Linked DNA regions of Homo sapiens: region 1 is linked to region 2. A link is a loop called in an ENCODE intact Hi-C map of the cell type or tissue named here. Cell type or tissue: endothelial cell of umbilical vein. All regions are shown on one strand. Each heading gives the region's core, and the rest is flanking DNA. Links, peaks and the distances in the headings are about the cores only.

Region 1 (9,243 bases), core at 816-8,815, 98 kb after region 2:
TCTTCATATCAAGAGATATTAGAAAGACCAGAAGTGAGCCATTTCAATGTCCACTCGCACACAACCGGGTGAAAAGATCCCACGTTCTTGAAGGAAGGGTCTGTGGTGATAATATTGATTAATAACAGTCAACAAACACGACACCATACTTTTTTTTCTTTTCCTTTTTTTCTTTTTTGAGAACAGGGTCTCACTTCTTGCCCAGGCTGGAGTGCAATTGCGCAATCACAGCTCACCGCAGCCTCCAACTTCTAGGCTACAGCCATCTTCCCACCTCAGCCTCGGAAGTGGCTGGGATTACTGGGCTCTGCAGTAGGGCAGCCCTGGGTTTGAACCTAGATTCACTATTACTAGCTGGGTGACCTTGAGCAGGTCAAGCATGCACCACCACACCTGGCTAATTTTTTCTTTTCTTTCTTTTCTTTCTTTTCTTTCTTTCTTTCTTTTTCTTTCTTTCTTTCTCTTTCTTTCTTTCTTTCCTTTCTTTCTTTCTTTTCTTTCTTTTCTTTCCTTCCTTCCTTCCTTTCTTCCTTCTCTCTCTCTCTCTTTCTCTCTTTCTTTCTTTCTTTCTTTAGAGATGGGATCTTGCTATGTTGCCCAGGCTGGTCTCTAACTCCTGGGCTCAAGCAATCTTCCTGCTTCATTCTCCCAAAGTGTTAGGATTACAGGCATGAGCCCTCACACCTGACTGTTTACTCTCTATTGAGTACTTTACAAATACCATCTCTGTGAATTAGGTATTCTTATCCCCTGAGCTTAGATAATGCAGCTGAGTTGACGCGGCCTGCTGAAGGTCACCCAGCTACTAATAGTGAATCTAGGTTCAAACCCAGGGCTGCCAGAGCCCATTCCCTTACACTGGGTCATGTTACTAAAAATGCCAAAAGAGGCTGGGTGCAGTGGCTCACGCATGTAATCCCAGCACTTTGGGAGGCCAAGCCGGGTGGATCACAAGGTCAGGAGATCACGACAATCCTGGCCCACATGGTGAAACCCAGTCTGTACTAAAAATACAAAAAATTAGCCGGGCATGGTGGTGGGTGCCCATAGTCCCAACTACTCGGGAGGCTGAGGCAGGAGAATGGTGTGAACCTGGGAGGCGGAGCTTGCAGTGAGCCAAGATCATGCCATTGCACTCCAGCCTGGGTGACAGAGTGAGACTCCGTCTCAAACAAAAAACAAAAAACAAACAAACAAATACAAAAATTAGCTGGGTGTGGTGGCGCAGGCCTGTAGTCCCAGCTACTCAGGAGGCTGAGGCAGAAGAATTGCTTGAATCCAGGAGATGGAGATTGTAGTGAGCCAAAATCGCACCACTGCACTCCAGCCTGATGACAAAGCAAGACTCCATCTCAAAAAAAAAAAAAAAAAAAAAAATGCCGAAGAGCTAAGTCAGGGCTTTGATCAAGAAAGGCGAGAAGGCAGGGTTGAGCTCTTCGCTTGAGAGAAGGGGTTAGCTGGTGATGTTGTCATAAGCCCACGAGGGGCCACAGCTCTAGACCTGAGTGCTACACATTGACCCTCCTCTTGGCACCAGACACTGCCCTGCTTGTCATTTCTGTACGGATCAGGGTCCCAGCACAAAACCAAAACCATGCTAGATCTTCCAACCCAGGGAGTTTAATAGAGGGAACTTGTTTTGCAGCTTTGAATTGATGAACAGCCATATGAGGATGTCGAGGTCACCCAGAGGTTAGTAACAACAGGAAGCCACTGCTACCATCACTAGGGCTGGGACAGGAAAGGACAAAGGGACAAGGTGGGGTCATCAGAGTTGATGGTTCTGGGGCCTCTGGCAGGAGCTGGAGCCGCAGCAGAGAGGCAGCCACTGCCTGACACACCCCCAGAAGCAGAGCAGGGAGACACACCCTGAGCTCTCCCCGCCTCTGCCCTCCAGGCTTCTACTCACTTGTCCAAGCCTATCTGAAGCCAGAGGGCAGGGGCCCTGGAAGGGACCCTCTCCACACTGTAGAACAGAAAGCAGAAAGGAGAGAAAAGGGTCTGAGAGAAAACAGGAGGAGGCCAGACACAATGTCTACCCCAACAACTGCCCTTCAAGGTCATTGTTTTTACCCCATTGTAGAGATGAGGAAACTGAGGAAACACTCACATATCCACACCTGCACCTACACATGTACACATCACATACACATATGCACACATACAACCATTATGCACATCATACACACAGGCTCACTGCTTCACTTTGAAGAGGTTAAATGACTGAGCCAACCAAGATGAGACAACTTTTAGGTTGGTGGAGACCTAATTTAAACCCAGGTCACTATATCGGTTTTCACAGCTCAGGCCAAACTGGTCACCTCCAGGACTTTGTGAATCATGAAGAATCCAACAACAAAACAACAGCAACAACAGCAACAACATAACAATGTAAGAGACCTTGAAGTTCCAAAGGCTTAGCCCGTGTGGGGCCAAGGGTCAAGGGCCCTCGGATGATGATGGTGCTCGTGTTTCCCTCTCCTCCTCGGCTCCCTAAGTCCCAGCTGCAGAAGAACATTCTATTAAGCCACAGCCAGCACTCTGGTTTTGGGGACTAAAGGCAATTTTTATTTCCTTCTTTGTGCTCTTCTCTATTTTCCAGAAGGTTTTGTTGTTGTCGGTTTTGGGGGGTTTTTTGTTTGCTTGTTTTGAGACAGGGTCTGGCTCTGTCGCCCAGGCTGGAGTGCAGTGATGCGATCTTGGCTCACTGTAACCTCCGCTTCCGGGGCTCAAACCATCCTCCCACTTCAGCCTCCTGGGTAGCTGGGACTACAGGTGCATGCCATCCCACTAGCTAATTTTGTATTTTTTGTTTCGCCACATTGCCCAGGCTGGTCTCGAACTCCTGGACTCAAGCAATCCTCCTGCCTTGGCCTCCCAAAGTGCTGGGATTACAGGTGTGAGCCACTGCACCTGGCCTATTTTCCAGTTTTTTGTGAGGAGCATGCACTGCTTTGTTACTGGGAAGGACAGATCATCTTTAGGCAATATTACACGGTAGCAGGCCCCAGATGAAGGCTTAACAGAAAGAAAGTTGGGGCAAAAGAATGGTGGCAGGAAAGAGGACTGGCCAATACAGATGGCGTGTCACCGTCCTGCTCCCTCCTTCCCTGGAAGTGGACAAAACCAGGCACCATTCACATGCCATGGTCTGGGCTATTCTTAACATACCCTCACACATATGCACGCAAACCTCAGGTGCACAAATAGACACATGCACTTACACATATGGCACACATAAATATACACACACAAAGACACACACACACCCTCACAAGCACGCCTGCCCATGATGCATGTGCATACATACACTCACATATTTGCTCACACATTCACACACATATAAACACACCTCTCATGCACATACACACTCACATATTTGCTCACACATTCACACACATATAAACACACCTCTCATGCACATACACACTCACATATCCACACGTGCACCTACACATGTACACATCACATACATGTATGTACACGCACAACTATTATGCACATCGTACACACAGGCTCACTGCTTCACTTTGAAAATCGGATTTCCAAAACTTTCCTAGCACAACCATCTCACAAGGGTGTCTCTGGCCTCCTCCTCTGAGCAGCTCCCAATAACGCCTTCCAGGAGCAGGGGTGCCTTCTGTCTGGGCCCCAGAACATGCACTGCAGGTGTCGTCTCAGGGTGGGCTCCAAAGAGCATTTCCCTCTGTAACCACAGGCTGGGAGGCCCAGCCCATCCCCTTGAGCACTGGGCAACCCGTCGGCACCCAGGAGCTCAGCTCTCAGGAAGGCTTCCAGAAGCTCCCTTCAAAACCTCAGAAGCAGCTCCATACCCTCAGGAGAGGCTGCAGTTTGCAGAGTTCACACTTCCCTGGAGGAAGCCTATGAAGCCAGACCCACCTGGGCCCTCAGAAAGGCCCCTGGAGTCAGAATGCTTGGATCCAGTCCCTGCTCCTCTCTGAGCCTTGGTTTTCTCATCAGTAATGGAACAGACCTTTGAGCTCTCATCAAGAGCTTGTAGCTAATACTATAGACTGAGCCTCTCAACCTTCAAGGCAGCTGGAGAGGAGTTTAATTCAGTGGATAACATGCACCCAAAGTCCTTAGCCATCAGTGTTTATTGCTGGGGGTTCCACAGTCCCTGCTGATATAAATATATATGTAACTTGCTCCCCCCAGAGAGCCCAGATGGCTGGGAGGTGGAGGGGAACTGCACACACCTGTGCAGTCACCCTCACCACCCCTACAGGTTAGCCACAGCCCAGTGGTTTGGCAAAAACATCTGCCCCATGCTTCCTGGATAACATACTGAGCAGCAGAGACCCAGGATGGGAGGGGCAGCTGGGAGCTGAGGGCCTCCGGGATGGTCTCAAACAGGAAGGGATGGCAGGTGCTATGCCTGCAGGTGCGGGGACAGGGTCACATGAATCAGGTAGGCAAGGCATGGGCCTGTGACTTTTGAGGACCAAGGAGGGGGACATGCTCAGGATGGGCTGAAATGTCCCTCTGTCACCTTCCAAAGGGGGTGCCTAGCAGAGATCCAACTTAGGGTTTTTGCTTCTTTAGAGAAAGCCATTGTCAGCTACATCGCAGAATGGGTGGGAATAGGAAGTTAACTTGGAAAGACATGAATTGTCATTCCTTGGAAAAGGGGAATGAGCTTCCAATGGTCCAAGGAATCAGGAATGAGTCCACTGGGAAGCAGGGTAACTCTGGTGTCCCCAGAGAGCCAGGTCTGCAGTGACACCAGGAAGCCCTGCAATCGTGCTGGGCTTTGACCTGCTGGGTGAGGCCCCTGCCCCGGGCCTCAGGCCCTGCCGAACTCCATGCTGGCTCTTCTGGGCCATAGTCCTCCCCAGAGTAAGGAGTTGGTGAGGCCAAGGGGACATGCCCAGCTAGATGATCACACACATCCCCTTCTAGAAGGTACCCCTCGTCCTGAGGGTGGCCAAGGGGACGCTGTCTGCAAGAGAATGATGGAGTGTGGTTGGCCAGATGTGTGTGCCCAGGGCACCTCAGCATGAAGGGGACTGGGAGGTGGGAAGGGAAGGAGAGGGAAAAGGGAGGCCTCCTACCCAGGCTAAAGTCCCCACCCAGTGATTTCTGCTTAGACTGGCCACCCTTGTCATAAAGGAGGCCAGGAAAGGTGACTGTGCTATGCTTAATAATACAGACTCTGTAACTGGTAAGATCAGGAAAGACGATTGAGGGCAGGCAGCTGGCAGCCTTTCTGTGCTTCACTTTTCTACTAAATGCAGCAGAGGGGAGAGGGTTGCCCCACCCCAGAGAGTCCCTACCACAGAGCAGACCCCCTTAGCACCCAGGATCACTCCAGGAGCTGAGGACTATATCCAGCACCCACACCTTAAACTTGACTAGATGCAATTACTCAACCATACACTCACATTTTCCTCAGCTGGCCACTGAGGTCAGAGCCAGCTAGACTGGACTTCCTGCTGCTGCCCTGGAGATCCCTGTTGGCACTGGAGACTCCTGGACACAGAACGTGTTATGAGTCAGAAGCAAATGTGGAATTCTCTACTTCCTGCCGTCACCCACACGTGGGGCGTATCCGCTACTGCTGTATAACAAATCATCCCAAGAATGTAGTAGTTAAAGATAACAACGGTTTACTTTTACTCACAAGTCTGTGGATGGTCTGAATGGTTCTTTGGATCTGGACTGGGCTCAGCTGGCCTCAAATGGGCCTCACCCCTGCATCTGGAGGGAGCTGCTGGCTCATCTGGGCACTAGCTGGTCCCGATGGTCTCAGCGGGAACGGCTCCTTCTGCTTTGCATTCTCGCCTCCTCTGGGAGGCTGGCCCAGGCATGTTCACAGCACAGGTTGGACGGGTTTCCAAGGGAGCAATGGAAGTGTGCTGGGCCTCTTGAGGCCTGGACTTGGTTGCACCACGTTCTATTGGCCAAGTCGCAAGACCAGCGTGGATTCAAGGGGTGGAGAAATAGACTCCATCTGTTGATGGGAGGAGCAGCAAAGGCACATCGTGAAGGGATATGATAGGGGAGGGAATAACTATGGCTATTTTTGCTTACAAACAGCTTACTACAGGAAGTGTGGCCATCTGCCCTCCAGCACAGAGTCAGCATGCAAGCTGCCCTGGAAAAATTCCTATGAAATTTTTTTTGCAAACTTGTGGCCATTTGGAGGTTACGTGGTGAGAACATTCAGATATACGTAGATATCTGACCATGGTAGCTGCAGCACTCAGGGCCCCACCAGAAAAATAGAGCCCCAGCCAAGTAGTTCAATAGTGAATTAATACTAGAAACTACAGCTTGACCTTTGAACAATGAGGAAGTTAGGGTCATCAACTCCTCACGTAATTGAAAATCCACATATAACTTTTGACTCCCCAAAAAGTTTAGTAATAGCCTACTGTTGACCGGAAGCCTTATTGATAACACAAACAGTTGATTAATGCATATTTTATATGTTATAAATATTATTACTGTATTCTTACAATAAAATAAGCTAGAGAAAAGAAAATGTTATTAAGAAAATCATATGAAGGAGAAAATAAATTTATTGCTCATTAAGTGGAAGTGGATCATCATAAAGGTCTTCGTCCTCATTGTCTCCATGCTGAGTGGGCTGAGGAGGAGGAGGAAGGGGAGGGATTGGTCCTGCTGTCTCAGCGTGGCAGAGGCAGAAGAGGATGAGAAGGTGGAAGGGCCAGCGGGAGAGGCAGGCACACTCGGTGTAACTTTATGGAAATATATCATCATTTTTGTTTGACTTTTTTCCTTTCTCATTTCTCTGAAAATGTTTCTGTACAGTACCAATTCTTCTTCCACCATTTGCTTTAGTTTCAGTGCCCAAACCATAGAAGGGTCCATGTGGTAAAAAAAGTCAAAACTGACTTTTTTTTTTTTTTTTGAGTTGGAGTCCTGCTGTCACCCAGGCTGGAGTGCAATGGCACGACGTTGGCTCACTGCAACCTCTGCCTCCCAGGTTCAAGCAATTCTCCTGTCTCAGCCTCACAAGTAGCTAGGACTACAGGCACACGTCACCACACCTGGCTAATTTTTGTACTTTTAGTAGAGATGGGGTTTCACCATACTGGTCAGGCTGGTCTCGAACTCCTGACCTCAGGTGATCCACCCGCCTCAGCCTCCCAAAGTGCTAGGATTACAGGTGTGAGCCACTGCACCTGGTCAACAATCTTAAGTCATTGGAACCCTTCTGCCAGATTGTCTAATGTCAGTCTCTTTTCTCACAGTGCGTCTTCTATGTTCTTTTTTTTTCCTGAGCCAGTCAAATTTAGCAGTGGGGGTTGTATACCAACTTCAGTGACACTAACGTTAATAAGTTCTGATAATCCACTACCATGTCTTGTTTCTCATTGTCCGGCTCTGGTTCAGAAGCATTTATCTCTATCAAGTTGTCTTCTGTTAATTCCTTTGTGTGGTGTCTGTTAGCTCTTGAATTTCTCCAAAATCCATATCTTGAAACCCTTCACTCCCCAACCTTGTTGCCATACTCACAATCTCTTTTCTTGATTGGCTGTGTCATAAATCCTGTGAAGTCATGCACACCTAGACACAGTTTTCTCTAGCAGGAATTTAATGTCTCAGACTTGATGGCTTTCACAGCTTTTTCTATAACAACAACGGCATCTTCGATGGTGTAATCCCACCAGACTTTCATGATATTTTCTCTATTGGGGTTCTCTCTCATAGCACTGACAATCCTTTCCATGGAATACTGTGTGTATTGAACTTTAAAGGTTCTTATGACCTGATCTAGAGGCTGAATTGGAGACATTGTGTTTGGGGGAAAGGAGACCACTTTGACACCTTCGCTGTTGAACTCATGGGGTTCTGGGTGGCGAGGGGCATGGTCCAGGGTCAAGAGAACTTTAACAGGCAGTCCCTACCTCACAAGGTACTTTCTGACTTCAGGAACAAAGCATCGAAGGAACCAGTATAGAAAAAGAGCTCTCCTTATCCAGGCCTTCTTGCACAACCAAAAGACTGGCAACTGGTGCTTATCTTTCCCCTTCAAGGATCAGGGTTTAGCAGCTTTATAGATAAGAGCAGTCCCAATCACAAACCTACTGCATTTGTACAACACAATAGAGTTAGCCCAACCCTTCTTGCCTTAAATCCTGGTGCTCACTTCTCTTCCTTACTAATAGATGTTCTTTGTCCATTTTTTTTTCCAGAATAGAGTACCTTCATCTGTATTTAAAAACCTGTTCAGGTAGACATCCTCTCTCCTCAATGATTTTCTTAAATCATTTCTTTTTTTCTTTTTTCTTTTTTTTTTTTTTTGAGATGGGATCTCGCTCTGTCACCCAGGCTAGAGTGCAATGGTGCGATCTCGGCTCACTGCAAGCTCCGCCTTCTGGGTTCAGCCATTCTCCTGCCTCAGCCTCCCAAGTAGGTGGGACTACAGGCACCCGCCACCGCGCCCGGGTAATTTTTTGTATTTTTAGTAGAGATGGGGTTTCACCGTGGTCTCGATCTCCTGACCTTGTGATCCGCCTGCCTCGGCCTCCCAATGTGCTGGGATTACAGGTGTGAGCCACTGCGCCCGGCCCTTAAATCATTTCTTAATGGCATCTGGGAACTCGTCTGCTGCCTCTTGGTCAGCAGGAGCTGCTTCTCCTGTTATCCTGACATTTTTTAAGCCAAACCTCTTTCTAAAATTATCAAACCATCCTTTGCTATCATTAAATGCTCCAGCTTTAGATCCTCCAACACCCTTTTGCTTTAAGTTGTCATAAAACGACTTTGCTTTTTCGTGAATCATATTAGAGTCTCTAGGTATGCAATCCTGCACCCACATGAAAGCTGCATTTTCAATATGAAAGGAATTTTGCAAAAAAAGTGCAAAGTTTTTGTGCCTGCTGGCCCAGAAATGGCTTCACGAATTTCCTTTTGTTTTTTGCAATGGTTGTTAGGCTGGTTCATTTGTTTTTGAAATAGCCGGCAACCTCAGCTGCAGACATCAATCTATGGTAAACATCAAGCAATTCAACTTTCTTGTAATGTCATGGCTTTCCTCTGCTTCTTGGGAGCACCCCCAGCACCACTAGTGGCACTTCATGTGGGTCTCATGGTGCTATTCAGGGTTTATGGTATGCACTGCACACAAAGAAAAATACACGAGAACCAGAAGAGATCACTTTTCACTGCAATATGCAGTGTATCATTAGAGACAAACTGCTCACAGGGAGATGATCAGCATCATATGGTGTTTAAGTGGATACTTGCAAC
Region 2 (9,243 bases), core at 830-8,829:
CCCTCTGTGTCGCTGTCTCGCATCAGGAGCTCTCTTTCTAAGCCGAAGACAGCGCCTCCTACATTTCTCTGTCTTGGAGATTTTTGGATCTCCTTACACCTTCCAATTTTAATTCTCTGGTTACTTTTCCAAGGCCAAGGTCACCTTGGCGAAATGCAGGGTGGCTGTCTTTCTTTCTTGACTCATTTCTTTGTGCCTGTTTCTAGCAGATTCTTCAAAGCTGTGCACTGGTGCCCCCTTGATAGTAAAGTCTCTGTTTTATTTTAAGGATAATCTTTAACTGCACAAACTATGCTGCTTTAGTGCTTGGCCTGGTGATTGATTCTTCTTGGACCAGATTGAGAAGCCACTGTAGCCAGGGCACTGGGCAGAGAGTTAGAGGGCCGGATAATGCCATTAAGTGGGTGGGGGGCCAATGACAAAACACTTAGTTTGTCTGAGTTGCTGTTTCTTGGACTGTTAAATGAGAAAAGTAACTGATTTTCTTACCTCCTAGCTTTGTTTTGAAGAAAGCTCAAAAGTAGACATGAAGGCATTTTAAATAGAAAAGGAGGTGAGGTGGCCGAGTCCGGTGGCTCACACCTGTAATCCCAGCATTTTGAGAGGCTGAGGTGGGTAGATCACAAGGTCAGGAGTTCGAGACCAGCCTGGCCAACATGGTGAAACCCCATCTCTACCAAAAAGACAAAAATTAGCCAGGCATGGTGGGGCGTGCCCGTGATCCCAGCTATTCAGGAGGCTGAGGCAGGAGAATTGCTTGAACCCAGGAGGAAGAGGTTGCAGTGAGCCAAGATCACACCACCACACTCCAGCCTGGGTGACAGAGCAAGACTCCATCTCAAAACAAAACAAAACAACAACAAAAAAAAGCAAAGGAAGTGAGGTGCTGTGCAGCAATGGAACATGCAGTTATTGATATATTTTACTTTGGACAGCAGCTGCAGATGACTAACATTGGTGGCAGCTCCTCAGACCTCACCGTCTGTGTGCATGAGTCAGTGCAGGCTACGCTGTGCTGTGATAGCAACAACCACCCCCAGGAGCTCAGTGGCTTAGGACAGCAAAGCTGTCTATCTCATGCCCATTCCGTGCCCATCTCAGGTCTGCTGGGACAGCTCTGTGTTGTCCTGTCTCCACAACCTGAGCTGACACAGCAACCTCATCTTGAATGTATGCAGGATACTTCAGCAGAAAGAAGTGTCTCACACTAGCCATTAAATGCTCTGGCTCAGAAGTGACATGTCACTTTCACTAACAAACGGCTGGTCAGCACCAGTCACATGGCCCCACCCAGCCCCAAGGGGACCAGGTAGTGCTGTCTGCTGGGAGAGGAGAGAATGGAAAATTGGGGTGAACATCACAAATCACTACCATGTGAACCTATCTTGGGAGTGGGGGTGAGAGTCACAGGAAGTCCCCGAGAAGGCTCTGTTATAGGCAATGTTTGCCCCTTTTTTGTCTTTTTACAGATTTACAATGACTGAGTTTCTTAACCAATGTGCGTGGGTACGATGAATAAATCGTGGATTTACATTGTGAAAACTTTGGAAAATATAGGGGAATGTATAGAAGAAAATGAATAAGTTAGGAAATAAACCCTATCATCTAATATTTTATCGGATTTCTTTCCAGTCTTTTTTCAATTGCCTATAGGTACATTTTTAAATAATAGCTTTATTTCAATAAAATTTGTATACCATAAAATTTGTTCTTTTAAAGTGTACAACTTGGTGGTTTTCAGTATATTCACAGAGTTGATACAACTCTCGCCACTATTTGATTTTAGAATATTTTCATCACCCCAAAAAGGTATCCCCCTAGCAGTTGCTCCCCTCCCCCAGCCCAACCCAGCCCCTGGCGATCACAAATGGACTTTGTGTTTCTATGGATTTGCCTGTTCTGGACCTTTCATGTAAATAGAATCACATGCTGTGTAGTCTTTTGTGACTGGCTTCTTTCACTTAGCATCATGTTTTCAAGGCAAATCAATGTCACATGTATGCTGTATATTTTCAAAAGCAAATTGAGAGGCTGGGCGCAGTGGCTCATGCCTGTAATCTCAACACTTGGGAGGCCAAGGCGGGCAGATCACCTGAAGCTAGGAGTTCGAGACCAGCCTGGCTAACATGGTGAAATCCTGTCTCTACTAAAAAATGCAAAAAAATTTAGCTGGGCATGGTGGCGCATGCCTGTAATTCGAGCTACTTAGGAGGCTGAGGCAGAAGAATCGCTTGAACCCAGGAGGCAGATGATGCAGTGAGCCAAGATCACGCCACTGCACTCCAGCCTGGGGGACAGAGAGACGTCTCAAAAAAATAATTTAATAAATAAATAAAATTTTAAAATTTTAAAAATGATCTTATCAAACATAAGTTATCCTGTTTCTTTCATTTGTATGCTTTAAACATTTTCCCTCATCATTAAATCTTTTTGGAAAAATGGCTGTTTTTTTTTTTTTTTTTTTTTTTTTTAAGATGGAGTCTCGCTCTGTCGCCCAGGCTGGAGTGCAGTGGCCCTATCTCGGCTCACTGCAACTTCTGCCTCCCAGGTTCAAGTGATTCTCCTGCCCCAGCTTCCCGAGTAGCTGGGACTTCAGGCGCACACCACCACACCAGGCTTATTTTTGTATTTTTAGTATAGACGGGGTTTCACCATGTTGGCCAGGCTGGTCTCGAACTCCTGACCTCAGATGTTCTGCCCACCTTGGCCTCCCAAAGTACTGGGATTACAGGCGTGAGCCACCTCACCCAGCCTGAAAAATGGTTTTTAACGGCTATGTGTATAACAATCCATCAAATTTGTGTCCAATAATGTGTTGATTTGTGCCTTCTCTTTTTGACTTTTTGGCTTTCAGTTTTTTCACCATTACAATCAAAGCTTTTATGAGCAGCTATATACGTATTTTTTAAAAAATGAATGAGTGAATTCTAAAACAGAAATCTTTGCAATATTTTCCATTCTTCTTTTAAGGAAGATGCCTAAGAATGCATTTAACTGAATAAGAAGGCAGAAACATTTTTAAGACTTTTGATTCTTACTGCAGCTGGTTTTTCTAGTCACCAACCTGGGGACTGGCTTCATGTTAGTCTGATGACATCCTACCCCATCTCAGAGTAAAACCAAATTTCTTAAGATGGTCTGGAAGACCCTGCACAATCTGGACCTATTCCTTCTCTCATCTCCTCTCCACCCTGGCCATACCGGCCCCTTGTTGGTCCTTAAACACACCAGAGCCGCTTGTTGGCAGAGAGGCCTCCCAGCCTCTGCACGGCTCCTCCTGTGCCTGGAGCAGCCTTCCCCAGCCTCCACCCAGCTCACTCACCCTTTAAGACTCTGCTTACACTTTCGCAGGAGGCCCTCTCATTAAAAACACCGCCCCTATCTCCTCTACCAGCTTTATAAAATGTTTTTTCTTCACAGTAGCCCTTATCATCTTCTAATATAATTTTAAAATGTACTTATTTTATTATGTCAACCCATTCAAATTAATCACTAGGGCCTGGCCCTGTGCCTAGTATGAGTAGGCATGCAATAAGTAAGTGTTGAATCAAGCCAATGGCCAGCACTGAGAGCTGGGGGCCTCTACTGCCCAGCCATCCGACCCTCTTCCCCGGCCATCAGTGGGAGCTCTGGTGTTCTACTAAGTCCCCGTCAGCTGTTCCTTCTTGACTCAGCTCTGGAGCAAACTAGAAAGACAACTGCCTCAAGGGTTGTTTGTTCTGCCTTGTGGTGAAACCTGGAAGAGGTTGACCCTGAGAGAAAAATTCGCTCGTGACTGGGGTGAGCAAAGGTTTGTTTCTGGGAGGCGTGCAAAGCTTCCCAGGGCTCACACAGGGTGGAGCCCTCCAGGGACCCCCAGTGGCCCACCCAACTTCCAGACCCTGACTGCCCATGGGACAGACTCAGGTGCTGTGACCTCACCAGGACCTGCCAGGGATCAAACTCTCATGCCCAAACAAGGACGGCAGCCCCCTGGTGCTCCTGAAAGCAGGCAGTTTCCTGAACAGCCACAATGTGACCCAAGCGATGGGGCGGGAGAGGAAGAACCCACGGGAAGCAGGGAAATCCCTTGGCTGGCTGAGTCCGGCAAAGCCGCGGGGACCTCTCGGGAACCTCCCCATTGTGTAACACTTCCGGCCAGTCTCCTTAGGCTTCCAGGGCAGGCACAGGATCAAAATTCCCAAACCTAATACAGTTATGTTTTTAAAGTGTCCATAAGTCAATGGACAAACAATGCCCCATAATTAATGGCCTCAGGGTTGGGCCCTCAGCAAAGGAAGCAAAATCAGAGCTGCTCGGGGTCACCCACAGGCAAGCAGGCCCCTCCTTAGACCAAAGGGCTTCTCTCTCACTCCCCATAAGGATGTTGTCCACCCAGGCCCCTGGGGGCCCAGCCACTACTGAGGTTACCCACTCCTGGCTCAGAACATTCTGGAATTCCTCCTTTGGAATGGCCACTAGAGCCCCAAGTGGTTCTCTATACTATTCTCAACATGGTGACGACCCATTTGATCCATTCTCAACAAGTCTTCTGAAGATCCATTTGAGTGACTGAGTTATGGAATATGGTCTCTTACAAAACTCTGTTGAAGTGTAATACCCACAGAAAGATGCACAAATTATTGGCGAACAGTGTGATGAATTTTCAGAAGTGACCACAGCCACTTAACTACCACCCAGGTAAAGAACAGGACATTACTGGCAGGCCCCTCGGGCCCCGTCTCAGACGGGTCCACTTTCCCACAGCTGACATCTAGCAGCAGAGAGCGTTTAGTCTATTTATGAACTTTATATAAATGGATGTGTAAAATATGTGCAGTTCTGTGTCTGGCTCCTTTCCATGTTATGTTGGTGTGATTCATCCATGATATTGTGTGCAGTAATAATTCATTCTTTCTCGTGGCTGTATAGTATTCCATTGTATGAATAGACTACTCATTGGCTATGACAGATAGTGCTGCTAAGCATATTCTTGTACGTGTCTTTTGGTAAACACATGCTCTCGTTTCTCTTGGGTGTACTTCAAAGTGGGATTGCTGAGTAACAAAGCATATGTATGTTAATTTCATTGGACACTGCCAAACAGATGCCCAACATGGTTGGACCAATTTATACTCCTGCCAGCCATGTACGGGAAGTCTGCTTGCCCCAAATCCTTATCGACACTGGGTGGGTCAGTCTTTTTAGTCTTATCAATTCTGGGGGAGGTGTAGTAGCATTAAATTTTTCAGGATTTTTAAAGTTAAATTTTAATTTTTTTAGAGGCAGAGTCTTGCTCTGTGACCCCAGGCTCAGTGATGCAATCATGGCTCACTGCAGCTTCAAACTCCTGGGCTCAAGTGATCCTTCCGCCTCAGCCTCCGGAGCAGCCGGGATTATAGGTGTGTGCCACCATACCCACATTTTTCAGTTTTAATTTGCATTTAGAAATATGGTCTTCATTGTTAAAAATCTTAACGTGTGGCTGTAAAAGACGGAAAGGGACATCCGCATTGTAACTAAAAGGCTGGTGGGACAGTCGCTTGCTGCCTGCAGAGTCCATTGAATAAGAGCGAGGTCCGCTATAAAGAAATTGATTTATTTTCAAAGCTAGCTTACGGGAAGAAGCACTGGTGTCCACCTTGCCTTTGAATGTATCACTTCATTTTTGGAACAGAAAGTGGGCACTTTTAAAAGGCAGGGGAGGGGCTGGGCATGGTGGCTCACACCTGTAATCCCAGAGCTTTGGAATGCTGAGGCAGGCGGATTGCTTGAGCTCAGGAGTTTGAGACCAGCCTGGGCAACATCATGAAACCCCATCTCTACAAAAAATACAAAAAATTAGCCGAGTGCGGTGGTGTGCACTTGTAGTCCCAGCTATTTGCGAGGTTGAGGTTGCAAGATTGCTTGAGCCTAGGAGGTGGAGATTGCAGTAAGTGGAGATCGCACCAGGGCACTCCAGCCTGGGTGACAGAGTGAGAACCTGTCTGCCAAAAAAAAAAAAAAAAAAAAAATTTGTTTTAAAGGCAGAGGAGGAAGCAGGCAAGGTGAGGGGTCCGAGTGTTAGCTTGGTGTCTAGGTGGTTGAGCTGGTGGTGGTACCAGGTGGTTGAGCTGGTCACTGCTGGTGCCCTAATGGGCAGGCTGTTCTCTTTTGAGGCAACCTCCTGGAGGGTGAGAGTTTCTTAAGGGGCATGCTTTGGTTTGTAAATTGACTGTTAACTCTCAAGAGTTCTGTCTTGGAGCATGTAGATGAATTTGCCCTGTAGGGAGTCTGGTGAAGGGGAGGAAAAAGGATATATTTGCATTTCTAAACGGCTAAGTAGGAAGTGGGGAACCAGGGGAATGAGAAAAGACATAGAAAAAAATACTTAAGCCATCTCTTAGAAAAATGGGGGTACTTACTTACAATGTTGGGTTTGTAATGGGGCTGTGAAGATAGCCCCAGTACCTGGAATCGGGGCAGCACTATGCCAGTAAGTGCCCAATGGGTCCACTCACCTGGGAGCAGAAGGTCTGATATCACTACTAATACATCAGTCCTGTACCATGTAAGCTTGCTTCAAAAATTCCAATCATCCAGGGGCTTTCAGAGACTTACAAAAAAAGGACAATTCTGAGGTCTGTTGAAGTTCCCTTTGCCAGGATTTGCAGACACTTGGGCTGCAGAATGCAGTGCCTCTCCAGGGGCTGGGGACTGGGGAGGGACCATGGAGTACTCTGTTCATGCAGGCACTCAGAATCCCCAGAAATAGTCTCTCACACTACGTATCTCTCCCTCAACCTCAAGAATCTGGGGTGCCCATGGAGAGAAGCTTGGCCCCTGTTCCAAAAAGTCTGTGTGATGGTGAGGGTGCTGCCTCCCCAGGAAGGTCTCAAGGCACTGTCCTAATATCCCAGGCAGGCCATGGAGGATGAAGGGGTGACAAGTGACAGCCCCTTTTTGGGAAATTACCAATAGCTCAGCGCAGAAGTGATTATGTTTGTCAACCCTAAAGTTGTAGTCTCCCCTCCTGTCCCACCCATGTCCTGTTCAACATTAGTCCTGTCCACACCAACTCCAGAATGTACCGACCATCTTCCCACCTCCATAGCTCATGCCACACACTACTTCTAGTTGGAAGAGGACAACTTTTCTCCACCAGCCCTGTTTCCACACCTTCCCTTCTACTCCCCTCCCTACCCTAGGCCTTTGGTCCGCTGCCCAGCAGCCAGAAGAATTATTTAAAAACCAAATTAGATGATGCAGTCACATCTTTAAAACTGCAACACCCTTTCATTGCACTTGGAGTAAAATTCAAGCTCTCTGAGGCTTCACTGGGTCCCATGTGACCTGTGCCTGTCTCTTTCTCAGACCTCGTCTTGTACGCCTGCCCCCTTATCTTCAAGACTTCTTTCTGATCCTTGAGGTAGACCAGTTAATTCCTGCCTCAGGGTCTTTGCACATTCTGTTCTCTCCACCTGCAATGCCTTTTCCACTGGTATCTGCATAAAGTTCAAATGTTGTCTCTTCAAAAAGGCCCTTCCTGACCACTCAACCTCCAGTCGTCTCCTCCTCTGGCTACTCTGTCATATCGCCCTCTTTATTCTCTTCATGGTGCTTATCACCCTCTAAAAAGATCTTGATTTGCTTCCAAAATGTCTGTATCCCCATCTCCAGAATGTAAGGTGGTATATCCCCAGCACCCTTAAGTGCGGCAAGCATTCTGCAGGAAACCCGTAGGTATTTGCTGGATGAATTCTAACATGCTTCCATTAGCGGCAGGGGCTCATCCTATGGGTCTCCTCCCTTTCTCTGGTTCCAACAACTTGTGGTTGAATCGGTACCATGGCTCACAAGCCACTAGCTTTTCCTACCTCAGCTATAGCAGTACCAGGAAGGTGAGCTGTCCCTACTCACATATTTGGGCAGCAAATTGAGAGGATCTGCTCCACTCCTGCAGAGTGTGTCTGTGTCCATCACAGAGCTGAACCGCCTTTGTGTTGATATAAGCAAACTGAGGCACACACACTTTTTTTTTTAAATTGAGTACCTACGTGCCAGGCACAGTGCTAAGCACCAGAGTTAAAGAGAGAAAGTTCACAATCCCTATCCTGAAGATGCTCACAGTTTAGGGTTGGGGAAGAAAAATAACCAGACAAGGGCAATGCTACTGGGTTCAGAGGTTGCAAACATGAGTGTCTGTGGGAACCAGGCAGGTGCTGTGTCCCCTCACCCATCTCGGGTCTCGCCGGTGATGCAGTGAACACCCTCAGGTGCACTGCAGCTCTCCACTTCTCTAAGGGTTTGCTGTGTTTGCACACTGGGCAAGCTGAGAGGACCAGGGATGGATCACCCCAGGGGTGGCCTGCAGCCAACAAGAGATGGCAGCTGGCGATAAATACCCCAGCCGCCCCACCCCTAGTGGGACCATTCTGAGGCATGTTCTATGATGTTTCTCAGAGGTGCCCAGTAGCATTGAGCCCCACTTGCCTATGGGATAACTGGTCCATTAGCACCCTATGTATGGGCTTTCTCTCCTCCCTGTCTCACTTCTCCAACCCCTCCCTTGTGCTTCCTGGATTCACCTCCCAAATAAACTACTTGCACCCAAGTTCTCATCTCAGGGTCTGGTTTGGGAGGAATTCACACTAAGGCAGTGTGAAGCAGCTGGGTGTCATACAATAGGGAATGGTGGGGACTGTGGTGAACTTCTGTGCTCCCTAAAAGGTAGCAGCTGACACTCAGCTCCTGGCTGGTGGTGGCCAGGTTGCCATCTCCTTCAGTTTTTCAAGAGTTGCATCCAGATTTTCACGTGGTATCTCTCAACTTTTTAATGTCATAATAAATTCAAAATAAATTTAAAATACTATACAGGGCAAAGAAAGCACATCAATAGCATAATCTGCCATGTAGACCATAAATTTGCTGCCCCTGGTGAGCTCAATCAAGATGTGTAGAGGCATCATGGTGACTCCAACCCAGACTTACCCAGCAAGAGAGTAGGCAGGGGAAGCTTCCTGAAGGGTGTGATCTTTGAGTGGGGTCTTGAGAAGGAGAGAGATAGGGGAAGAAGATGGGAAAGGGCAGGAAGGGAACATAGGCAGGGAAGAGAAAATGGCATGAGCAACATGTGGAGAATTAAAAAGGGGGTCGGAGCTCTGAGGGATGAGGAAAGAGACCATGGATTGTCCAGAAAGATGAGAGAGATGAGTAACAGTCCACTAGATGCCAGGCATGGTATTAAGCGCTTACGTGCATTTTTCATTGCATCTTCCTAACAGG

What was found. A loop is a pair of places that touch in the nucleus more often than their neighbours do. Peaks named below come from ENCODE experiments on the same cell type or tissue, not always from the same donor. Only the 100,000 strongest peaks of a DNase experiment are listed, where the experiment ranks them.
Region 1: it touches region 2 in a loop (5-fold over the local background); 3 of 110 quality-filtered maps call a loop at or near these places.

What each region holds. Positions count from the first base shown.
Region 1 is chr20:17,844,521-17,853,763 of GRCh38, forward strand. LOC107985440 (a long non-coding RNA gene) reads right to left here and starts at 5,870. Exons shown (of 3, transcript XR_001754511.2): 1 at 5,645-5,870. RefSeq lists enhancers at 4,824-6,023, 5,365-5,659. In endothelial cell of umbilical vein, for the core only: no CTCF peak of the experiment used is centred there; a DNase peak (open chromatin) is centred at 5,511; H3K27ac peaks cover 2,519 bases.
Region 2 is chr20:17,746,525-17,755,767 of GRCh38, forward strand. No RefSeq gene overlaps it. Among named protein-coding and RNA genes, the nearest start is that of BANF2, 51 kb to the left of the region's middle. RefSeq lists enhancers at 4,022-4,574, 5,900-6,605. In endothelial cell of umbilical vein, for the core only: no CTCF peak of the experiment used is centred there; DNase peaks (open chromatin) are centred at 987, 3,507 and 4,097; H3K27ac peaks cover 1,988 bases; H3K27me3 peaks cover 1,494 bases.